2 separate regions of the Homo sapiens genome follow, and region 1 is linked to region 2. A link is a loop called in an ENCODE intact Hi-C map of the cell type or tissue named here. Cell type or tissue: heart right ventricle. All regions are shown on one strand. Links, peaks and the distances in the headings refer to the core of each region. The heading gives the core; the rest is flanking DNA.

What was found. Hi-C counts contacts between places; a loop is a spot of excess contacts. Peaks named below come from ENCODE experiments on the same cell type or tissue, not always from the same donor. Only the 100,000 strongest peaks of a DNase experiment are listed, where the experiment ranks them.
Region 1: it touches region 2 in a loop (4-fold over the local background); 93 of 110 quality-filtered maps call a loop at or near these places.

Annotation. Positions count from the first base shown.
Region 1 is chr3:149,712,494-149,724,096 of GRCh38, forward strand. It overlaps a transcript of WWTR1 not described here. Among named protein-coding and RNA genes, the nearest start is that of COMMD2, 34 kb to the right of the region's middle. RefSeq lists enhancers at 913-1,414, 1,415-1,914. In heart right ventricle, for the core only: a CTCF peak has its summit at 5,146 (motif pointing left); a DNase peak (open chromatin) is centred at 5,108; H3K4me3 peaks cover 615 bases; H3K27ac peaks cover 508 bases.
Region 2 is chr3:149,526,058-149,537,660 of GRCh38, forward strand. WWTR1 (WW domain containing transcription regulator 1) reads right to left here. Exons shown (of 7, transcript NM_015472.6): 5 at 1,779-1,912; 6 at 1-68. Among named protein-coding and RNA genes, the nearest start is that of TM4SF4, 57 kb to the left of the region's middle. In heart right ventricle, for the core only: a CTCF peak has its summit at 4,776; a DNase peak (open chromatin) is centred at 4,814; H3K27ac peaks cover 1,541 bases.

The DNA.
Region 1 (11,603 bases), core at 2,684-6,683, 190 kb after region 2:
TTCCTGTGTTGTTATATATTGATCACACTTTTTCACTAAACTGGATGTTTTTAGTTGCTGACAAAAACTTATATCAAGAGGAAAAGTAAGTGCGACCTGCAAAATTAGGGTTGTGTAACCCATCTGCTTATTATTGAACCTTATGAATAGGAATTTTGAGGATTAGACATTAGTCAGTCTCAGGCCAAAACCAGGAGCTAATTCCTATGGAATAGTAACAATCTAAGCTTTCACACTACTCTAAACCACAACTGAAGTGCAAAGTAATTTATTGCTAAATATTACTCATTTTACTACTAGCAAGGGTGGAAAGTATTTTGAAACCAATTACACTTCAGGACAATATAAATGATATCTCATTTAATCCTCAAAATAACTGCAAGATATAGATATTATTATTATGACATTCGCAAAAGTGGAAACTGAGACTCAGTCAGTTACAACATTTGCTCAAGGGCATGCTGTAAATTAAGTAAGGTAAGATGTGTCTGATGCTCAAGGCTACACTTTTTCTCTCCACCCACACTGTCTCCCAAACATTTGGCTTCACATCTGCTGCGTATGAGAGTGACTATCCTGGTTAGCAGGGAATGTAGGTGGAGAGAAAAGGTAATACTCAGAAAAGAAAAGGGTCTAAAACTTATGATTTGCAGGTGAAGGTGGGGTTTGAGGAACTGAAGTCCAGAATATATTTTTCCATGCACTCAGTATTCATTTAAAAATATAATTAAGTTAAAATATTTGACTTTAAAAAAACATTTTCACACATAAACCGTTAGAAATTCAGGATTGTCTATGCCAATTCTGAAAAAAATAAAACCATGAATTCTCTTCCATAATAATGTACATCTTGAATTTTTATTTTATTTTATTAATTTATTTATTTTTTTTGTTTTTATTTTTTTGAGACGGCGTCTCGCTCTGTTGCCCAGGCTGGAGTGCAGTGGCACAATCTCAGCTCACTGCAACCTCTGCCTCCTGGGTTCAAGCGATTCTCCTGCCTCAGCCTCCCAAGTAGCTGGGATTACAGGTACCCGCCACCACGCCCGACTAATTTTTGTATTTTTAGTAGAGACAGAGTTTCGCCATGTTGGCCAGGCTGGTCTCGAACTCCTGACCTCAGGTGCTCCACCCGCCTCCACCTCCCAAAGTGCTGGAATTACAGGCATGAGCCACAGCGCCCGTCCTACGTCTTGAATTTTTAAATCTGTTTATTTAACTTATCTGAGCCAGTTATAAGGATCACAGTGATAGCAGCAGCAGAGGGGCATGGGCAGTAATGGAGGGAGCGGCTGTGGGAGTGACAGTGGCAGCGGTGTGACCCCTGTGGCACGCATCCCTGAGGCAGCGGACTTCGACTTTGTTGCCCAACCCTCGTGCAGTTGGGTGGGACTTGATCCCAGGCCCAGAGCCTCTGCTGCTCTGGACCCTGGCCCCACGTCGCTGCTTTTGCTGGCCACCACTGCGGGGAGGCTGCGGGGAGGAGATGATAGTCTCTGGAGCCTGCCCTGGGAGCCCCCCAGATCCCACCGCTCTGGCAGCCGCCGTGATGGGGCCAGGCCGAGTTGCCTGCTGGCAGAAGAGCAGTGCGGTCGGACGTGAAGGGGTGGGCAGAGAGGGAACCCAAGGCGGAGCTGGGCCTGGGGCGGTGTCACCTTCATGAAGCCAGCGGGAGCCGGGAGCAGGCAGCAGCCTGGACCTTTCGGGTGCGGCTGCAGCCACCCAAGACACCGCTGTGGACATGGACCCCTGCCTCCCTGTGCTTAGGGGCTGGGAGCAGGCAGGAGCCCCGCCCTCCTGGACCCAGCTGCAGACGCCGAGCTGCGACTGCAGAACCAGGCATCTCTGAACTCTCAGGGGCCCAGGAAGGCCACCCTTGCCCCGGTAGGCTCAGAGGGGTCTGCTCCCAGTGTCTAGCCTCTCCCCGCTCCCAGCGCCCCCTCGGATCTCAGAGCAAGGATGGGGCCAAGCCCGGGCGCTGTTGCAGCCTGGCTGGGTGTGCGCAGGCTCAGGGCACCGCTGAGACACCCGGCCCCTGTCATCTCTGCCCTCTCTGGACTTTGGGAACTAATGAACATGGGAGGGAGACCAGGGGGTGCTGAGGACAGCCTGGCGCTGGCCTGCAGGTGCCCCTTGGCAAGAACAGCCTGGGCACCATGAACAGCAGCAGGAAGCAGATAGGCTCCTGGGCAGAATGGGGTGGGTCCCCAGGAAACTCCTACCTTCAAGCCAAGGGGGGCCTGAAGCCTGGGGGCTGGGCTGCCAGTCCCACGGACCAGAGTGGGAACGTGTGGTGCTTTTCCCTGGGCCCATCCACGGCCACCCATGGACCAATCAGCACACACTTCCTACCCTCTGAGGCCCATTAAAAACCCCCAGAGTCAGTCAGACTCGGAAGAGAGGATGGAGAGAGGACAGGGAGACAAGGTGATGACCAGCTGCAGAGAGGAGCCGAGGAGATGGTGGGAGGACTAGCTGCAGAGAGGAGCTACCCTCTCTGCTGACAGCTGAAAACTCGTCGGGACACCCTGGCTATGGAAAGAAGCTGCCCACTGCAGGTCTCCTCTGAGCTATTCTGTTTCTCAATAAAGCTCCTCTTCGCCTTGCTCACCCTCTACTTGTCTGTGTGGAAGAACAAGAACTCGGGACCCACCAAATGGCAAGGCTAAAAGAGCTGTGACACAAACAGGGCTGAAACATGCCCCTTGTCCACCATGTTGTGGGTGAAGAGGAGAGAACACCTGCGGCCCTTCAGGGAGCCCAGACCTGGGAGCTCCCCAAGCCAGGGCTGTGACTCCCTCTTTGGGGGCCTGCAGTTGCAGGCATCTCCAAGCTTCTGGGTGTCAAGCTTCTGGGCGTCACTGCATTTTCCGGTGCCAGCTGGGGAAGTTGCTTGCAGTGTGCCTGGTCCAGCATAGCCTCACAGAGCGCTGGCACCCGTGCCAGCACTCGGAACTGCCTGCCCCCTGGCAGCAGCCGGCGTATTTGTGCGCAGTGGCCGGATCCCACGCTTGCTTACACATCCCTTGCCGCTCCACACCTGACTCAGTCTCCCTTAGAGGTGTGATCAAGGGCCAGTAGCATGAGCTGAGCACAGCCTGCCAGGCCGAGTGGGCGGAACAAGCCCAGAGGGCCTGAGAAAACTTGGGCAAAGGCACCACCAGCCAAAGAGATTTCCGGCCAGAAAAGCGACATCCCAATCCCAAAGATCCCAGAACAACAGTACTTCATACATATACCTCACATAGAGTTGGGATATAAGTACAACTTAGTACATGTGGATAAAGTGCTCTGCAGATATTAATTTCTCTTTCTAATACTTATGCTAATCACAAAAATAGTAAAAATATGAATAGCAAAGAGTGATGGGGATCTCAGAGGGGACTACAACATATTTAACTGGATAAAAAGTCTTGTTTGGTTTGGTTTGGGGTGGGGGTTAACTAGGGAGCCTCATCAACATTTATGGCATTGTCTTCCTAAGAAAATTGGTCTCAGGTTTGCCTACAATGAAAACATTGACAAAACATTGAACATGAATTCTCTATTCAGTGAAGAGAGAATTTACTATTCAGGGCTATTTGTTTTGAATTCAGAAATTGTTCTGCGCCTGGCGTGGTGGCTCATGCCTGTAATCCCAGCACTTTGGGAGGCCGAGATGGGTGGATCACTTGAGGGCAGGAGTTTGTGACCAGCCTGGCCAACATGGTAAAACCCTGTCTCTACTAAAAATTCAAAAATTAGCCAGGCATGGTGGCACACAGCTGTAATCCCAGCTACTCAGAAGGCTGGGCAGGAGAATTGCTGGAACCTGGAAGGCAGAGGGTGCAGTGAGCCGAGATCACACCACTGCACTACAGCCTGGGTGACAAAGGGAGACTCCATCTCAAAAAAAAATAATAAAATAAAATAAAGAAATTGTTCTGATGCTCTGTGGCCTACTTACCTTTTCAACTAAATCTACCCATACTTGATACTTGTCAAAGCCACAGAAAGATAAAAACAATCCTACAAAATTTGAAAACTACTCTGAATATACTGTGATTGAGGGATGGCCCAAAGGAAAATAAAAATATTCTTATCTGGTATTAGGGAAAAAAAAATTATATTTTAACATTTTCTCTTAGAATCATTTACTTATTGATTGTTGAGACCTGTTTTTTAATAGTAAACAAACAAAAAGTCATATTTTATTTTTTAAATTTAATTTCTAGATTTCTTAATACTCATATTATTTCATAAGTGGATGGATGGCTACTTGGGTGGCTCTAAATGTGTAGTTTAGGATATGTCCAGAAGAATTAACAAGTTTAGAAAATAAAAATTTTTATAAGGACAGATCTACAGAGAAATCATAAGAAAAAAAATGTGGGCATACAGTCACAAGAATCAAAAATTATGGGCCAAGCATAGCAGCTCATACCTCTAATCCTTGCACTTTGGGAAGCTGAGGTGGGCGGGTTACTTGAGCCCAGAGTTCGAGACCAGACTGGGCAACATAGGGTGAACCCTGTCTCTATAAAAAATAAAAAACTTAGGTGGCACATGCCTGTAGTCCCAGCTATCTGGGGGCTGACGTGGGAGGATTGCTTGAGCTGGGGAGGTTGAGGCTGCAGCGAGCTGAGATTGTGCGACTCCCCAGTGGGTGACAGACTGGCCTTGTCTGGTTAACATTTCTCCTAAAGGTAATTCTACTTTGCAATTATATGGTGCTTCTTTCCCGTTCGAAAGCAGTTTCACTTCTATTATCTCACTTTATAAGCTTCGAAGGCTAAAGTAATGAATACAATTTTAGGCTATCTTCAGCCTAAAAACAATGAAAAGTTAGCAAAACAAACAAACAAACAAAAAAGATTATGAACTAATGGTCTACAAAGACTATTTTCAAGGACAATTCTTTTGATTGTGCAGATTGATAAAGGAAGCAGGTCTCCTGAGTAATCATTACCTTCCGTCTCTGGTGGGTGTGTTGAACCACACCATCAGGAAAGCCACTAATTATCAGGAAGAGCAAAGCTGAACTGTTCCCCTAAGCTTCTTCGAGGTGCCAGAGCAAATCCAGAGGAGAAAATCCTGCAGTGGAGGGAAAAAGGATTTGTGTCTCTGAGAAAGTGAGATTTAAGATGTATGCCCTCTGGTGCCCAAGAAGTGAAGGACAAGGGTGATGATCCAACATAAGCAATTTGTGAATATGAAATATGTTGAAAGACTTTGAAAATTTCCTGATTAGGTGTAGGGTGGGTATAGTGAAGAAGGATATTCTTGGCTTAAGATATAGACATAAAAATTCATACATTTGGAAGGTCTCTCTTATGGAAATTCAGGAACAAGACTATGGTAGCTTGTTAGTATTCACATGTTTTCTACTACTCACAAGTAGTAAATACTTGTGAGTATTCATTCATGTTTTTCTCCTAGATTTTATATCACCATTAATAAAACAGGTATTATTATTATTCTAATTTTAGAAAAAAATAGAAATGATCATATCATCAAGGCTGATTTATACTGAAAAATAAGTGAACAAGGGAAATTATACAAAATTATATCCCTAAACAAATATATTATAAAATTGCTTACTCTTTTATAATAACTCAATGACATTACCAAGTTACCAGACCCCAGAGACTATTTTTTAAAGTCTATGTGACTATTAGAAAATTAAAGGGCCTTCCATAGTGTCCCATCTTCTCATTGTGACCTTACGTTCTTTTTTTCCCCATAATCACCACATCAAACTTGGAATTTTGTATCTCAAAGAAGCAGGATTGTTTTCTCAAGGAAGCAGATTAAGAAAAAAACTGAGGAAGAAAAGGAAACAGATAGTAGAAAGCAGGAGATCGTTACCAACCACTCATTCAGCCACATGCCATGAGGGCCACTAGTCTCTGTTCACACAGGCTCAACAGCTCACAGGGTCCTCTGCTATCTCACTTTGGTTCTTTTCATTTTAATTTTTTACCCAAAGTTTATTATGGTAAAATATATGTAACAAAATTTACTATCTTAATCATTTTTAAGTGCACAGCTGAGTGGCATTCAGTATATTCATATGGTTGTGCAAACATCACCAGCATCCATCTCCAGATCTCTTTTCATCTTGCAAAATTGAAACTCTATGCCCGTTAAACAACAACTCATTGCTCCCTTCCTGCTACCCCTGGCAACCATCATTCTACTTTCTGTCTCTATGATTTTGACTACTTTAAGTACTTCATAAAAGTGGGATCATATAGTATTTGTTGTTTTGTGACTGGCTTATTTCACTTAGCCTAATGTCCTCAAGGTTCATCCATGTTGTAGCATGCCTCAGAATTTTCTTTCTTCTTCTTCTTCATTTTTTTTTTCTTGTGGCAGGGTCTCATTCTGTTGCCCAGGCTGGAGTGCAGTGGTATGATCTCGGTTCAGTGCAACGTCTGCCTCCCAGGTTCAAGCGGTTCTCCTGCCTCAGCCTCCTGAGGAGCTGGGATTACTGGTGCTTGTCACCACGCCTGGCTAATTTTTGTATTTTTGGTAGAGATGGGATTTCACTATGTTGGCCAGGCTGGTCTTGAACTCCTGACCTCAAGTGATCTGCCTGACTTGGCCTCCCATAGGGCTGGGATTACAGATGTGAGGCACCATGCCTGGCCTGAATTTTCTTCCTTTTTAAGGCTGAATAATATTCTTTTTCTTTTTTTTTTTTTCTTTTTTGAGACCGAGTCTCACTCTGTTGCCCAGGCTGGGGTGCAGTGGCATCATCTTGGGGCTCACTGCAACCTCTGCCTCCCGAGTTCAAGTGATTCTTGGGCCTCAGCCTCCTGAGTAGCTGGGACTACAGGCGTCAGCCACCAAGCCCAGCTAATTTTTTTATTTTTAGTAGAGACAGGGTTTCACCACGTTGGTCAGGCTGATCTTGAACTCCTGACCTCAGGTGATCCACCTGCCTCGGCTTCCCAAAGTGCTGGGATTACAGGCGTGGCCACTGTGCCCAGCCTTAAGGCTGAACAATATTCTATTGTAAGTATATATCACATTTTGCTTTTTCATTCATCTGTCAATGGCCTCTTGGGTTGCTTCAATGTTTTAGCTATTGTAAGTAATGCTGTATGAACACGAGCATACAAATATCTTTGATACTTTGCTTTTAATTCTTCTGAGTATGGCACTGCTGGATCATATGGTAAATCTATTTTTAATTTTTTGAGAAACCACCATACTGCTTTCCACAGTGGTTATACCATTCTATATCCCCCAAACAGGCACAAAGATTCTATTTTCTCCACATACCCTGCAAACACATTTTATTTTCTATTGCTTTGATAGTAGCCATCCTAAGGGTGTCCAGGTGGCTCTCACTATAGTTTTGACTTGCATTTCCATAATGATTAGTAAGGCTGAGCATCTTTGCATGTGCTGATTGGCCATTTGTATATCTTCTTGGAGAAGTATCAAATATCTATTCAAGTCCTTCACCCATTTTTGAATTGAGCTGTTTGTATTTTTGTTGTTGAGTTTTAGGAGTTCTCCATATATTCTGGATACTAATCCCTTATCAGATATATGACGTGTAAATATATTCTCAAATTCTGTAGGCTGTCTTTCTATTCTGTTGATAGTGTCTTTTGATATAAAATTTTTAAATTTTCATGAAGTCCAATTTGTCTGTTTTTTTCTTTTGTTGCCTGTGCCTTTGGTGTCATCACACAAAATCACTGCCTAATCCCATGTCGTGAAGTTTTTGCCTTATGTTTTCTTCTAAGAGTTTTATAGTTTTAGGGCTTACATTTAGGCCATGGATCTACTTTGAGCTAAATTATGCGTATGGTATTAGGTAAAGGTAAAAGTTCATTATTTTGCATGTAAATATCTAGTTTTCTCAGCACCATTTGTTGAAAAGACTGTCCTTTTCTTATTGAATAATCATGGTTCCCTTACCAAAAATCATTTGACCATATATTTGAAGATTTATTTCTGGATTCTCTATTGTATTCATTGGTCTTTATGTGTGGTCTTTATGCCACTACCACACTGTCTTAATTACTATTACCTATTATAAATTTTTAAATCAGTAAGTGTGAGTCCTCCAGCTTTGTTCTTCTCTTTTAGGATTATTTTGACTATTTAGAGTTCCTTGAAATTTCATATGAATATTAAGATTTGTTTTCCTATTTTTGCAAAAAAAAAACCTACTTGTTTGATAGGAACCACACTAAATCTGTAGATCACTTTGGGTAGTGTTGAAATCTTAACAATATTAAGTCTTCCAATCCGTGAACATGAAATAGCTCTCCATTTATTTATGTCTTCTTTAATTTCTCTCAGATATATTTTGTACTTTACAGTACATAGATTTTTTACATCCTTGGTAAAGTTAATTCCTAGGTACTTTATTATTTTTGATGCTATTATAAATGGAATTGTTTTCTTAAGTTTTTTCAGATTGTTTATTGTTTGTGTATATAAATGCGACTGATTTTTGTGTGTTGACTTTGTATCCTGCTATTTTGCTGAATTTATTAATTGTAACTTTTTTGTGTGTGGAATCTTCAGGGTTTTCTACATATGAGATCATGTCATCTGCAAACAGGGATATTTTACTTCTTTTTTTCCATTTTAGATGCCTTTCATTTCTTTTTCTTGTCTCATTGCTATGTCTAGCATTTCCAATGCTATACGGTGAAAGTGGAAATTTTTTTCTTGTTTCTGATCTTAGAGAAAAAGCTTTCAGTCTTTCACCATTAAGTATGATGTTTGCTGTGGGTTATTCACAGACAGCTTTTGTTATGTTGAGTTAGTTTCCTTCTATTCAGAGTTTACTGAGCATTTTTACCATGAAAGGATGTTGAATTTTGTCAAATGCTTTTTCTGCACCACTTGGGATGATCATGTGGCTTTCTCCCTTCATTCTGTTAATGTGGTGTATTACATTGATCAGTTTTCATAGATTGAATCATCCTTGCATTCCAGGAATAAACCTCACTTAGCCATAGCGTATAATCTTTTAAATATGCTGTTGCACTTAGTTTACTCATATTTTGTTCAGAATATTTTTGCATCAATGTTCATAAGGGATATTGGTCTATTAGTTTTCTTTTCTTGTAGAGTCTTTGTCTGGCTTTGGTATCAGGGTAATGCTGGCCTAATAGACTGGGTTAGGGTGTAATCTCTTCAATTTTTTTGGAAAAGTTTGAGAAGGATTGGTGTTAGTTCTTTAAATGTTTGGTATAATTCACTGGTAAAACCATCAGATCCAGGGCTTTTCTTTTCTTTTAAGAGATGGGGTTTCTTATGTTGCCCAGGCTGGTCTTGAACTCCTGGGCTCAAACGATCCTGTCACTGCAGCTTCCTGAGTAGGTGAGACTACAGTTGCATGCCACTGTGCAGGGATTTTATTTCATGGGATATTTTAAATCACTGTCTTTTATAAGAGATTCAACTTTCTTGTTAGCTACAGGTTTATTCAGATTTTCTATTTCTTTGTGGCTTAGTCTTGATAGGTTGTGTGTTTTTAGAAATTTGTCTATTTCATCTAGGTTATCCAATTTGTTGAAGTACAATTGCTCTCTTAAAATCCTTTTTATTTCTGTAGATTTGGTAATAATGTCCCCACTTTAATTTCTGATTTTAATAATTTGAGTCTTCTTTTTCTTTAGTCCATTTAGCTAAAGGCTTGTCAATTTTGTTGATCTTTTGGAAGAACCATCTTCAGATTTCTCTATTATTCTTCTATTATTTTCCTCTATTCTTCTTCTATTCTCTATTTCATTTATCTCTGCTCTAATCTTTATTATTTTATTCCTCCTACTAGCTTTGGGTTTAGTTTCTTTTACTTTTTCTAGTTTCTTAAGTTTTAAGTTTAGGTTGTTGATTTAAGACATTTATTGTTTTTTTAATGTAAGCTATTTAATGTAAATTTTGAATTTATTATAAATATTCCCCTTTGCATTACTTTCTCTGTGTTCCATAAGTTTGGGTATCATGTGTGTTCATTTTCATTTGTCTCTAGGTACATTGTAATTTCCATTATGATTTCTTTTATTAATTTGTTATTTAAGAGTGTGTTGGTTAATTTCCAGAAATTTGTGAATTTTCCAAATACTTAGGGAGTTTTTGATCATCATTTCTTCAAATATTCTCTCTTCCCCTTTCTCTCTCTGTTCACCTTCTGGAATTCCCTCAAGGCATATGTTGATCTGCTTGATGGTACCCTACAGGTCCCTTAGGCTCTGTTCACGTTCCTCCAGTCTTTTTTCTGTTCCTCAGACTTGATAATTTTCATTGTCCTATCAAGTTTGCTGATTCTTCTGCTTGCTCAAATTTGCCTTTGAATTTCTTAAAATTTTCACTTCGACTACTGTAATCTTCAGCTCCAGAATTTATTTTTGCTTTCTTTTTAGGTTTTCTATTTCTTTATTGATATTTACATTTTCTTCACATATTGTTTTATTGACTTTCACCACATCCTCCTTTAGTTCTTTTAGCATCTTTAAGACAGTTGTTTGAAAGTCCTTGTCTATTACAACCATTTTTAGGTCTCTTTTAGGGACAATTTCTTGTTATTTTTTTTCCCCCTTTAACCAAGCCATACATTTCCGTTTCTTTGCATGCCTTGTGAATTTTTTGTTGGAAATTGGATATTTGAATCTAATAATGTGGTAACTCTGAAAATCAGTGTCCTTTCTTTTGGTTTGCTGGTTTTCTTTTCTTTTCTTTTTTTTTTTTTTTTTTTTGAGACAGAGTTTTGCTCCTGTTGCCCAGGCTGGAGTTCAATGGCACGATCTCGGCTCACCACAACCTCTGCCTCCCAGGTTCAAGTGATTCTCCTGCCTCAGCCTCCCAGGTAGCTGGGATTACAGGCATGTGCCACCACACCTGAATAATTTTGTATTTTTAGTAGAGACGGGGTTTCTCCGTGTTGGTCAGGCTGGTCTTAAACTCCCGACCTCAGGTGATCTGCCTGCCTCAGCCTCCCAAAGTGCAGGGATTACAGGTGTGAGCCACCTCACCCAGCTGGTTTGCTGGTTTTCTGTTTTTGTTGTTGTTGTTGTAGGCTGTCTTTGTGGTGTGGATCAGCCAGAAGTATAAAGTTAAGATCCTTTCATATATTTTTTGAGCCTTTGCCTTTCCCTGGGTATACATGATGATTTTCCAACTCCAATCACATACATGTGGTTCATTTTTAATGCTCTAGTCTTCAATATCTAGTTCCTAAAAGGGGGAAAATGTAGGAAGGGAAAAAGGTGTTTGCCCTTTATATTCCCTGAGAGTCATTTCATCCAGAGATGGAGGGACTCGCAACAATGGGGTAAAGTGCAACAACAAAACCTGCTGCTTCTTTGCACCTTTGTGATGAGAAGCAGCAATCAGCAATGAGAGCATAGATCCTAAATATTTGGAGGCCAGGGTCCTTTTCAGCTACCCTAGCTCCCACAGGCTGTGTACAGGTTGCTCCAGGAGCATGTGCACAGCTGCCTGACATGTGGCTGAAGGGTGGTTAGCTGCTACTGTGATTACAGCTGAAATTGATGAAAATTAACCACAATTATTGCTCAAGCCCTGGAAGTTATAAGCCTTCAACAGACTCCACAGTTCCAAAATACTTACATTAGACAGATTCTACT
Region 2 (11,603 bases), core at 3,069-7,068:
TGGGGACACTGTAGCACCCTAACCCCAGGCCACTGTCAGTGCTCTGCTCCCTCGAATGATATGGCCCTCTGCAAAGCAAAAGATGAAGAAACTTCAATATGAGCCCACTAAATAAATCTCAAAATTAAAACACAGTCACAAAAGCTCTAAACTAGTGCAGTTGTGCCATGCTGCCCAACTTTCCAGGTTAGGGAGGAAGGAAAGTTTTAATTTTGAAATACATACCCTCATGAAAATGAAAATAATCATGTGTGGCCATTCACAGTAAATTGACATTGATTTCCTTTTCACCTCAAAATAACCATTTGAACATTCTTCAACATACAGAGTATGACACCATTTATGTAAAACTTTAAAAAAAAAAAACAAAAACTATGTTGAATATTGCTTATGGATACATACACTAACGGGCAGTAAGGGGTATAAAAGTCTGTGTGATGGACACACGCCAGTTTCTGAATAGTGGCTACCACTGGGGACAGAAGGGAAAAGAAACGAGATTTCAGTGGTGGGGGGATGGCTTCAAATATTAATTGTAATATTTTATTTGTTAAAAAGTAAGATTAAATAAAACTATGGCAAATCTGGGTAGTGGGTACATGGGTAATTCATGTTATTCTTTGTACTTCTCTGTGTTTCAAATACTTTAAAATCAACAATTTAAAACCTCCATTAATTATTATTTCAGCTACTATTTGTTTTTATCTCTATCTTTAATAATGTTCATAATTGTATTGTTTGTTTGCCAGACGTCTCTGCAAGGGCAGAATAAAAGGCACAGGAAATACAGAATTGCCCTTTTTATTTGATTTAAAAACTACTTCTGCTCATGAAGATATTTCTGGCTAAATTCTCTTTCCCTTTTGCTCCTTTGTTTTAATTACTTTTTAAATTGTGAAATTATTTTAAACTCACATAGAAGACGCAACAAGAGTACAGAGCGTTCCCATGTACCCTTCACCAGCTTCCCCAGTGATAACATCTTACATAACCATAGTGCAATTACCAAAATCAGAAATCTGACACTGTAGAATATTATTTACTAAACTATAGATCTTATTCACATTTCACCCTGAACATCATCTCTTTTCTTTTCTTTCTTTTTTTTTTTTTTGAGATGGAGTTTCACTCTTGTTGCCAAGGCTGGAGTGCAATGGTGCAATCTCGGCTCACTGCAACCTCCGCCTCCCAGGTTCAAGCAATTCTCAGCCTCCCGAGTAGCTGGGATTACAGGCATGCACCACCATGCCCTGCTAATTTTGTATTTTTAGAAGAGACAGGGTTTCTCCATGTTGGTCAGGCTGGTCTCGAACTCCCAACCTCAGGTGATCTGCCCACCTCGGCCTCCCAAAGTGCTGGGATTATAGGCATGAGCCACCATGCCTGGCCGAACATAATCTCTTAATTGTTCTGTTCTCAATTTGCCATATGGCATGCTTTTATCCCCTGTTGGTTACATAAAACCAGAAGATTCTTCCAAGTATAAGTACTAGACGACACCATCATGTTTAAAAATATAAGTTCATGCCCATTTTCAAATTCTTGACTAGGGGTTTACTCTACGTCCTATCACCAATTTTTTAATTTGGAAATTTTTTAACAGGCAGATGATTTCCCCTGCTTTTCTTTTTTCTGCCAGCTCCTCCCACTTCCTCCCTTTATTCTCACCCTCAACCCTCAAGCTCCCCACCTCTTCCCAATGTAAACAAAGATCCTATTATAGTCTAGATCACATAATAAAGAGAATAAAAATAAGTGGCCCCCAAATATTAACTTACCCATTGAGGAAAGGATCTGAGCTATTATTAGTGATGGATCTCATGTCTGGGGTCATCGTGGGTGGGTTGACAGCAGCCTGAACTGGGGCAAGAGTCTCAGCTTCCATGGGGAGCTGTCGACAGAGGGCAGCTTCCTACAGTCAGAATGGGAAGCAAGAGTCATGCACTCATTGTCACAAGGCATGGAGCAAAGTGTACTTCACATCAAAACTTTTCACCAAATACAAAGCACTGTGTATTTACTCCCAGCAAGTCAAAATCACCAGGCAACCATTAGTATTCTTTCTCCGAAGAAAGTCTTACAGACATAAGTCACTTCACATTCACAAAGTTAATGGGAAGCTCAGCTATTATTTGATCTAAGGGCACTTAATGTTGCAATCATCCCACCCATGCAATTATTTAAACACCCAAATCATAGAAAGCCCTCTCAAAACACTTTGTCAGAGACAAGGCTTTTTCTATCTCAGGTTCTCAAACCAAATCTACATCAATCAAAGCAATCAGACTCCTCTGGACTATAAAGTACATTCTGGTCTTTGCCACTTACAGGCCAGTAAAACTGTGGAATTACAGAGTCCAGGCTCTACATTAAATTGCATCTGGCAGTTTTATGTTTACAGACAGGAAAGCAAAACAATGAGTTGAAAGTTTACTTTAAAAAGTCAATCAGTGGCCAGGGGTGGTGGCTCACGTCCATAATCCCAGCACTTTGGGAGGTCGAGGTGGGCGGATCACTGGAGCCCACAAGTTCGAGACCAGCCTGCAACATGGTGAAACCCTGTCTCTACAAAAAATACAAAAATTAGTTGGGTGTGGTGCTACTTGGGAGGCTGAGGCAGGAGGAGCCCTGTGCCTGGGAGGTTGAGACTAAAGTGAGCAGAGATCACGACACTGTACTCCAGCCTGGGTGACAGAGTGAGACGCTGTCTCAAAAAAAACAAAAAAACAAAAAAGTCAATCTATTTGACTACTTTGTTGACTAAAATGCTGAAGGTTGGGGAACCATGTAGATCCAATCCAAATCCCACAGACAAGTAACTGTTTCACAGCATATGGATTTCATTAGCAGAAACAAATAATACAAGCATTATTTTATAAAAGCTAGCATTACATTGCTAAGAAGAGTCTATCCAAAAGGCTACAAATTTACTGACTGCAACTACTTTCTCTAGGTATAATCTCCAGGAGTCTCTCCATCTTGACAAACATAACCAGACATCAAATTCCTTTCAAATTTGCTGATGTTTCCAGAGAATACTTTTGTATGTTTACATTTGCATCCCAAACCAAGGTTAGGCCTTTCCCCATATTTATGCCTATCAGTTTCCCACTTTCCATGCTGAAGTCATTGGTCTCACTGTCCCTCAAACCCTAAAACCATGGCTACAATGGCAAACAGAACATTTAGGACTTCTAAATTACAGTATCTTCGTTAGATCTCTTCCAGCCCTAACATGATGTGACTTTAGAGGGTAGCTGCTGTCTAGACAAGTCCTAGTGAAGTCATCGGCTATAAAAATTTTCAGTTACTAGAGTTGGTTGCACTGTTACAAACCATGAGAGACCTGATTGATTTAAAAAAAAACTGTATTGTTAACTTATACTGAAATAAATCTAGCTGGAAAGGGTCTTTGGCTCACTTCTGTTCATCTAGATTGCAAATAATCAAATACTTAACTAACAAATTTTATTCAGGAATCTACAAAAAGCAAACCAAAAACTGGAGATTTTTTTGGTAAAAAGTGATTTTCATCATCTAAATCTTGGAAGTGCCTTCTGAATAAACCTAGAAAAATCAAATTATTTTCTGATAGTTGTTTTTAACATGGCAGGCAGGGTGCATTAGAAACCTTATTATCCAACCAAAGTTTTCCTGAAAGCCTCAGAAGGAACAACAGGGATTGAATCTGGCATAAAAAGCCTGAGTCCCACCAGTCCCCATCCCTCAAGCACACTCATACACCCTGAGCCACAGTTTGAAAAAATGTATCTCATCAATGGTAAATTTCTAATACTTTATTAACCATAAATGCAAGAATCTTTTGACTCATAACCCTCATTATCCAAAAACATGAACTTTACTAGAATATTCCATTTTTCAACCATTCTGAATAAATGTGGGAGTTTACCTCTAAACAAATACACTTTTAATTTAAAAGTTGATGAGATGGCTGCATTCCTTTGTATTGAAAAAACTTTATCAACATATGTCTTAAGAATACAAGTTGAGGCCGGGCGGTGGCTCACACCTGTAATCCCAGCACTTTGGGAGGCTGAGGCGGGTGGATCACGAGGTCAGGAGATCAAGACCACCCTGGCTAACAAGGTGAAACCCTGTCTCTACTAAAAATACAAAATATTAGCCGGGTGTGGTGGCATGCACCTGTGGTCCCAGATACTCAGGAGGCTGAGGCAGGAAAATCACTTGAATTTGGGGAGGCGGAGGTTGCATTGAGCCGAGATTGCACCACCATACTCCAGCCTGGGCGACAAAGCGAGACTCTGTCTCAAAAAAAGAAAAAAAAAATACAAGTTGAATCTGCAATTTCCAGGAGTTCTAAATTTATATATGGTAAGAATCATTTCTGGAACTTCATGGGATAAAAAAATACACTATATATAACACACATGAATTGTTATCTGTAATAATATATAAAATTATAAGAACAAATATCAAAAATTAGATATAAAATAAATAGTTCTAAACTTTCCTATTAATTTAAATTACTCCTAGCTATTTCCAGTAAATAAAACATAAAATAATGCTTGTGTGTGTCTAAATATATAAATAAAATATATAAATAAAATTTAAAGGATTATTTATGATAACCAAAGCTGAAAAACCTATACTATATTGGAGGAAATGTTTCACTGTGCCATTTCACATTTGTTCCATCTGTTCTAAATCAAAGAGAACAGAAGCTCTAGTCTCCAGCACTGATGTTTCCCTAACTACCCTGAAGACTTAATCACCAAGTCATCCTAAGGGCAAATGCCGCCTTCTGTCTGTAGGGGGCTCACAGTATCATTTTCTACCTTCAACTGACTAACAAATAAGAGAAAAATCAGAAAGGGTGTTGAATGTACCCGGAATGATTGCTTTTTTTTTTTTTTGAGATGGAGTCTCACTCTCTCAGCCAGGCTGGAGTGCAGTGGCGTGATCTCAGCTCACTGCAACCTTCACCTACCGGGTTCAAGCAAGTCTTGTGCCTCAGCCTCCCGAGTAGCTGGGACTACAGGCATGTGCCACCACGCCCAGCTAATTTTTGTATTTTTAGTGGAGATATGGTTGCGCCATGTTGCCCATGCTGGTCTCGAACTCCTGGCCTCAAATGATCTGCCCACCTTGGCCTCCCAAAGTGCTGGGATTACAGGCGTGAGCCACTGCACCCGGCCTGAATAATAGCTTTGAAATATAAATTAGGCCAGTCTGAGTTAGAAAGTTATTATTTATAATAGGACACTTTGTCTAAGATTATTCCAAAATCATTCTTAGGTCACAAGTTATTCCACATAGCAGCCAAAGTGAAGCTCACGTGACCCCCTGCTCTAAAGCGACCTGCTTCTTGTTCCACCTGGATGGTAAATAGAGGCAGGTCCTCACTGCAGACCACCACACCCTGCATAACAGCCCTGGCCACCCTTTCCTCCCATGTCTCTGATGTGCTCCCCTCCTTCACCCCCTTCCAGTCTCCTGGTTTCTCTGCTGCTCCTCCCACCTCCTGCACCTGCGCCAACTGTTCTATCTGCTTGCAAGGTGTTCCTCGAGTCTTCCTAAAGCTTATTCCCTCACTTAACGCCTGCCTCCTACAGACGCCATCTCTTCAGAGATGCTCCTACCTCACCCCTGTCTAAAATGGCCTCACCCCTGTCATTTTCTGTCTCTTAATCTGCATTAATTTTCTTCAGTGCAACTTAAGTTTTCATTCTCTGTCTTTCCTACTAGAATGTAAGCTCCACGAGGGAAGGGGCCTTGTTTGTCATGTTCACTCCTGTACCCAACTACCTTAACAGTGCTAGGCATACAGTGGGTACTTGGAAATATAAACTAAGAACATGCAATCTCACCTCAGCCACAAATATGAGAGAAATAATAGCCTATTGTATACAACCCAACTAGCCAGGTGCAGGCTCCATCCTCAAGAAATGGTCCTGCTGCACTCTTTCCTGCTCCTCACATAGGATGAACAGGAGGGCCGAGTGGCCAGGAGCTAGATGCTTGAATTGGAAACCTGGTCCTGCTATCTAACAGAAAGTTATTTAACCCTCTGTTCTTCATTTGTAAAGTGGGGATAATAAGAGCACCCACCCAAGAAGGCTGCTGTGATGATAAAACGGGATAACACTACAAGGTGCTTAGAACAGTGCCAGGCACTCAAGATCACATAATAAATACTGAAGGAATTATTATTATTTCATTTTCTGAATTCCAATCTCAAAAAAAACAAAATAAACAATTTTAAAAGTCACACTGTCATGTGGAACTGATCCACTTTAAGTGGTGAGAGGTTTCTTCCTGGTCAACTTTCACCTTGGAGGGATTAAACCAAAGTGTGAAATTCATCATAATGGTCACCAAGGCTAAGAAAACAATTTTTTTTAAACAAGGAGAGGTTTATAAACCATTTTTATATAACATAAAATTTGTTCGAATATAAATGGAAAGTAGTGAGATGTTTTACTTCACTTAAATTTTATAATACGAGTTCTATATTTAGAACTTTAAAAATTCTAGCCTTTTTTTGAATGAAAATACTTCCCTATTCCAACTCATGAACTGAAAGAGAAAAAGAAACTGTACAAAACCCGAGGTCTGAAAATAAAAGGGCTAACCTCACCAACATGTTGCCATCCAAACAGGGGAGGGTTTTGTTTTAAACTAAATTTAGGTATAAAATTAAAGCCCAGACCCAGTAGGATTTGGACTGCCACATGACATCCACTACCCTTGCGTGGGTAAAAATGAAAGGCAAACGTCTGACTTAGACCAAACAGCAGCAGTCAAAATGGATGAAACTAAAGCAGCTGAAGCAAAGACAAAGACAGGCACTGGATGAAGTAAGCTTCCATGGAAACAGAGGGGTGACAGTTGGTCAAGGCTGGCTGAGGGCATAACTCAAGGCCTCTGCCGCTGAGCATCGGTGGTGCAGCTGCCTTCACTCAGCACCCCTTCCTTCCTCTGCTCCCTCTAGTCGAGGCAGGAAAACAAACGCTAAGCTGGCTTGTCACTCATTTCCCACTGTGCTCCAGTTAAACATGTATATTCACAGATCCCTTCCAGGGTCCCCTCTGTGTCCACCCTGCCCTCCAAACAAACCTTCAGTTTCCTAGACCAAGCTCAAAACCTGCTTTCTGTCTCAAGAAGCAGGTCATCATTGCTTCTCTAGCTAGTCCAACTGACCTCTTCCTCCAATCAACCTTCAAGTGCAAGGCTGCATCCAGGTCCCTACCCAACACTTTATCTTACTGAAATCTTTTCAAAGAGTGACCAGAGACCAATCAGGATAGAGAGGGGTCAGGGCATCACATCCTATGAAGAAGAGTGGGGCTATTTAACCACAGGGGAAGACTAGAAGGGCACACAGTGGCTCTCAAATTATTAATGAACTGTCACAGGAAAGAAGGAAGATCTCTTCTAGCCTAGATTTGAGGCAGATACGATGAAGGGCTTTCTAGTTACTTATCAGTTCAGGGCAGGAACTGCCTTCTTCTCAATTCTCCAGGCTATTAGCCACCGGATTTCTGAAACAGTAGTTGGGGTTTAAGTTGGGGTCCAGAGCTTGGCACCGAAAAGGCAGCATGGCACAAGAGCAAAACTGTCTTTGGAACCAGAAAGATTGGAGTTCAAATCCCAGTTCAGTTACTACATGTTGTGGCATCTTGAACTAAATTCTTAACCTTTCTTGACAGTTTGTTCACCTGAAAAAAAAAAGGTGGTTTATAAGACTGATCTTGCTGGGATGCTATAAAGATTAGAAAGCGTACTTATAATGGACCTGGCACATTGACGCAGTTAACAGAACAAGCTGCTGATAGTGTTAAATGGTGTGGGAGGCAGAGATACTAGCTAAAAATTGCATATTGCTTACTGTGTGTGAAACACTGTTCTAAGCCCTTTAACATGTTATTTCCCATCCTGGCTAACATGGTGAAACCTTGTTTCTACTAAAGATACAAAAAAATTAGCCGGGCATGGTGGCATGTGCCTGTAGTCCCAGCTACTTGGGAGGCTGAGGCAGGAGAATTGCTTGAACCCAGGAGGCGGAGGTTGCAGTGAGCCAAGATAGTGCCACTGCACTCCAGTGTGGGTAACAGAATGAGACTCTGTCTAAAAAAAAAGAAAGAAAAAGAAAAGAAAAGAAAAGAAAAACGTGTTATTTCATCTCTTCCTCGTGACAACCCAATTGTCTCCATTTTACAGATGAGGAAACTGAGGCTCAGAGTTAAGAGTGTGGCAAAGTCTCAGTGTGGCAGAGAAAGAAAAGTTGAGGGTTGAGGTTGACAGACCTCAAATTGTCAACCCTTTCACCTGCTGGCTGTGAGAACTGGGCAAGTTACTTCACTTTTCCGAGCCTGTTTTCCCAGCAATAAAATAGAAAGACCAACCCCTCTACCTCAGACAGTTCAGAGGAAATTTAATGAAACAGCCGATTTAACTTTCCTGAACATAGTTTTCCTCCCTGAACAGGGCAACAGAATGAACTGGATGTATTCAATGATAGTTTTCAACGTATATGAGTGGAGCTCATGTCCTAGGAATTCACAACCCATCAAGCAAAGTTACAAGTTCCAATTTCAAGGGCACTTTTCAGAAGGAAAGCTCTCCCTGCTGACCCTGACCCAACCCTCCTCCAACAAATTTATTTTTGTCTATGTCCAAGCTTGGGGTGGAAAGACTTGCAAAATAAGGGCTCAAGAATCTCTTGGTGAGTTTGTGGTCAACTATCTAGCTCTCTGAAGTGAGTAATTATTTATGGGCTAAAAAATACCCTTTCCTAGCAGCTGGAGGACGGGTGATGTGTAAAATAGCTGAAGAAGTAAGGATGTGAAAGACAAATGATTATTTGTGAGCTGAAGGTGTCCCAGGAAGCAAACCTCAAACCTCCTCTCCTTCTAGGTCCTTGGCCTGCAGCTTGCCTGTGGAATAAACCAACAGAGGAGGTGAGAAAGTAAACGGCAGCTGAAAGCATCTGCAGCTCTGTCCCGCCTTGGCTGAGGGAACACTCTGCCAGCCAGCTCCTGCCCTCACCAGAATGCACTTCAAAAGGGAAACAAATGACAATCAGCTCTTCAGAGGCTGCTCTGCTTGATTTAAGTGTGTGTGGCCAGGGACTCTACAAACATGGAAGATTGGATTGTTTTAATTATAAAGGGTGGGGTGAGTAGAAAGAAAATGAAAAAAAAAAAGACAGTATTTTGAAATCCTAACATTAAAATAGTTATTCTGGATGCAGAGAAATTGCTTTCTCTGCCAAAACCCTGAGGGACTTCAGAGAGAGAATGCCGAATTATTTACCTTCTTTACGGGGGACGGCGGGGGGAACAAAAAAAAATTACTGATGTATATTTCTTTTTAATTCGGTGCCAAGGGATTCTAAAATGCACTGTCACACTTCCCGGAGACTGCCTTTTTGAAACAACTCATCACTAATGCTCAGCTGCCAGACTGTCCCTACAAAAGAACAATCGAAACTGCGATACTTTTAGGAAGCCATTTACTAAGTTTGTCATTATTATCTATGGTCTATTTGTTGCTCTTTTTACTCAGAGTGCATAAAGCAAATTTGTATTATTCCACAACTGGTTTCTGTTGTCCTTTCAAATCACATTAAAGAAAACATTATAATTTAGATACTCGTCTGTCTTCACTTAAAAAAAAAAAAAAAGGCTGAGGCCTGGTGCAGTGGCTCACACCTGTAATCCCAGCACTTTGGGAGGCCAGGGTGGGCAGATCACTTGAGGCCAGGAGTTCGAGACCAGCCTGGCCAACATGGCAAAACCCCGTCTCTACTAAAACACAAAAAATTAGCCAGGCGTGATGATGCGCACCTGTAATCCCAGCTACTCAGGAGGCTGAGGCATGAGAATCACTTGAACCTGGGAGGTGAAGGTTGCAGTGAGCCAAGATTGTGCCACAGCACTCCAGCCTAGGTGATGAAGTGAGACTGTGTCTCAAAAAGAGAAGAAAAAGAAAAAAAAAGACTTGAATTGATACTATTGTTCAACAACAAGGGCACACTGGGACATTTTGGAAAATGGATTATTTCTGGGACATGTAAGCAAATAAAACGCTTGACACAAGCTAGAATGGAAGCTCTGTGAGGGAAGGGGCTGGGGTCTGTTGTTCACAGCTGTACTTTTAATGCCTAGAGCATTTGTAAAACAAATATATGAACGAATGAACTTAAATAGCCAAGCTTATATGGAGGGATTTATAGATTCACAAAATATTAGACTACGTGACCTCTGTTAACCCAGTCAACTCTGAAACCTAATGCTATGAAATGCTTTTCTAAAAGTTAAATAGTCCCCTGTTCTGAAGCAAAGGCTATGAAATAGCCTACATTTATGCTTCATGATCTGCTCCAATACGACACTCTCCTAGCTCGCTAAATAGCTATTCTTTGCATGACAAAAAAAAAAAGGGGGGGGCCTCAGAACCTTCCCCAGGCCAGTGCTGCTCACAGCCAGGTGTGTCCCCCTCCAGGAGCCCTCTGTCAGGATGGCTGTGCGAGGTCAGCCAGCTGGCCCGCCGCGCCTGGTGGCTGTCAAGCCTGGCAGAAATCCCACAGACCTGCCAAAAGAATTCCGAGGCCTCCCTCTTTTCTCGTCCCTGTTGCCCCGGCGACCCGAGGCCAGGCTTAGTCAGCATTTTTGTTTGACAAACTGCATTCTCCTGTCCCCCAACCCCCAAATTAAAAAAAAAAAAAAAAAGAAAGAAAAGGTTGAGGGTAAAAGCAGGGCTGAATTTGCTTTGGGAATAATGATTTCTCTACAAGGCAGCCCCCGTGAAGGGACAAGGGGGAGCCAAGGCTTTGCCACTTACTCGTCTTCCAGGTCCTGGTCCTCGAGGTTAAAATCTTCCAGAAAGATGGCCCCAAACCGTTATATTTAAATGAATAACACACATGAAAAGAAATACTCTCTTCAGGTAAAGCCATATGCCTGTTTTCATGTCAAGGAATTGTTCTTTTAGATAAACAGGCATTGAGAAGCCTGTTTCTCAATGTCTGACCTGTGACTACGATTTCCCACTTCATTTGGTAAAGTTGCAATTGTGCCTTTTAGGATACTGAGCAAATATTGCGTTGAATTTTTCAGTTGTAACAACAGAATACTCTGTAGTCATTGTGGGTGTGTGTGGCTCATGACATTTAAAAATTTATGTACGGCCTGTTGTAGAAAGGATTCTAGGCGCTTTGGAATGGGTACATACAAAGTCACAGCACAACTTCATGGCTGACACAGAATAAAAAAATGACTTCCCAATATATTAAGAAGAGGCAACAAAGCAGTATTAAAGTATGCTACCACTTTTGTGTTTTAAAAAACAAAGTAGACACATTGATACACATGATACATACAAAAAGACTAGAAAGAAATCATCAGCATATTTACAGCCACTCTTTCTAGGTAAGAGTATAGGTGATTATAATTTCCTTCTTTGTTGTTTAGTATTTTATACATTCCGTACCATAAACATACGTTTTGTCTTTTTGTGTGTAGCAATTCGTTTTCTTTTATTATTCTTTTTGTTTACATACAGTAAAATTCACTCTTTGTGGTATACATGTCTGAGTTTTGACAAATGTAGAGCTGTGA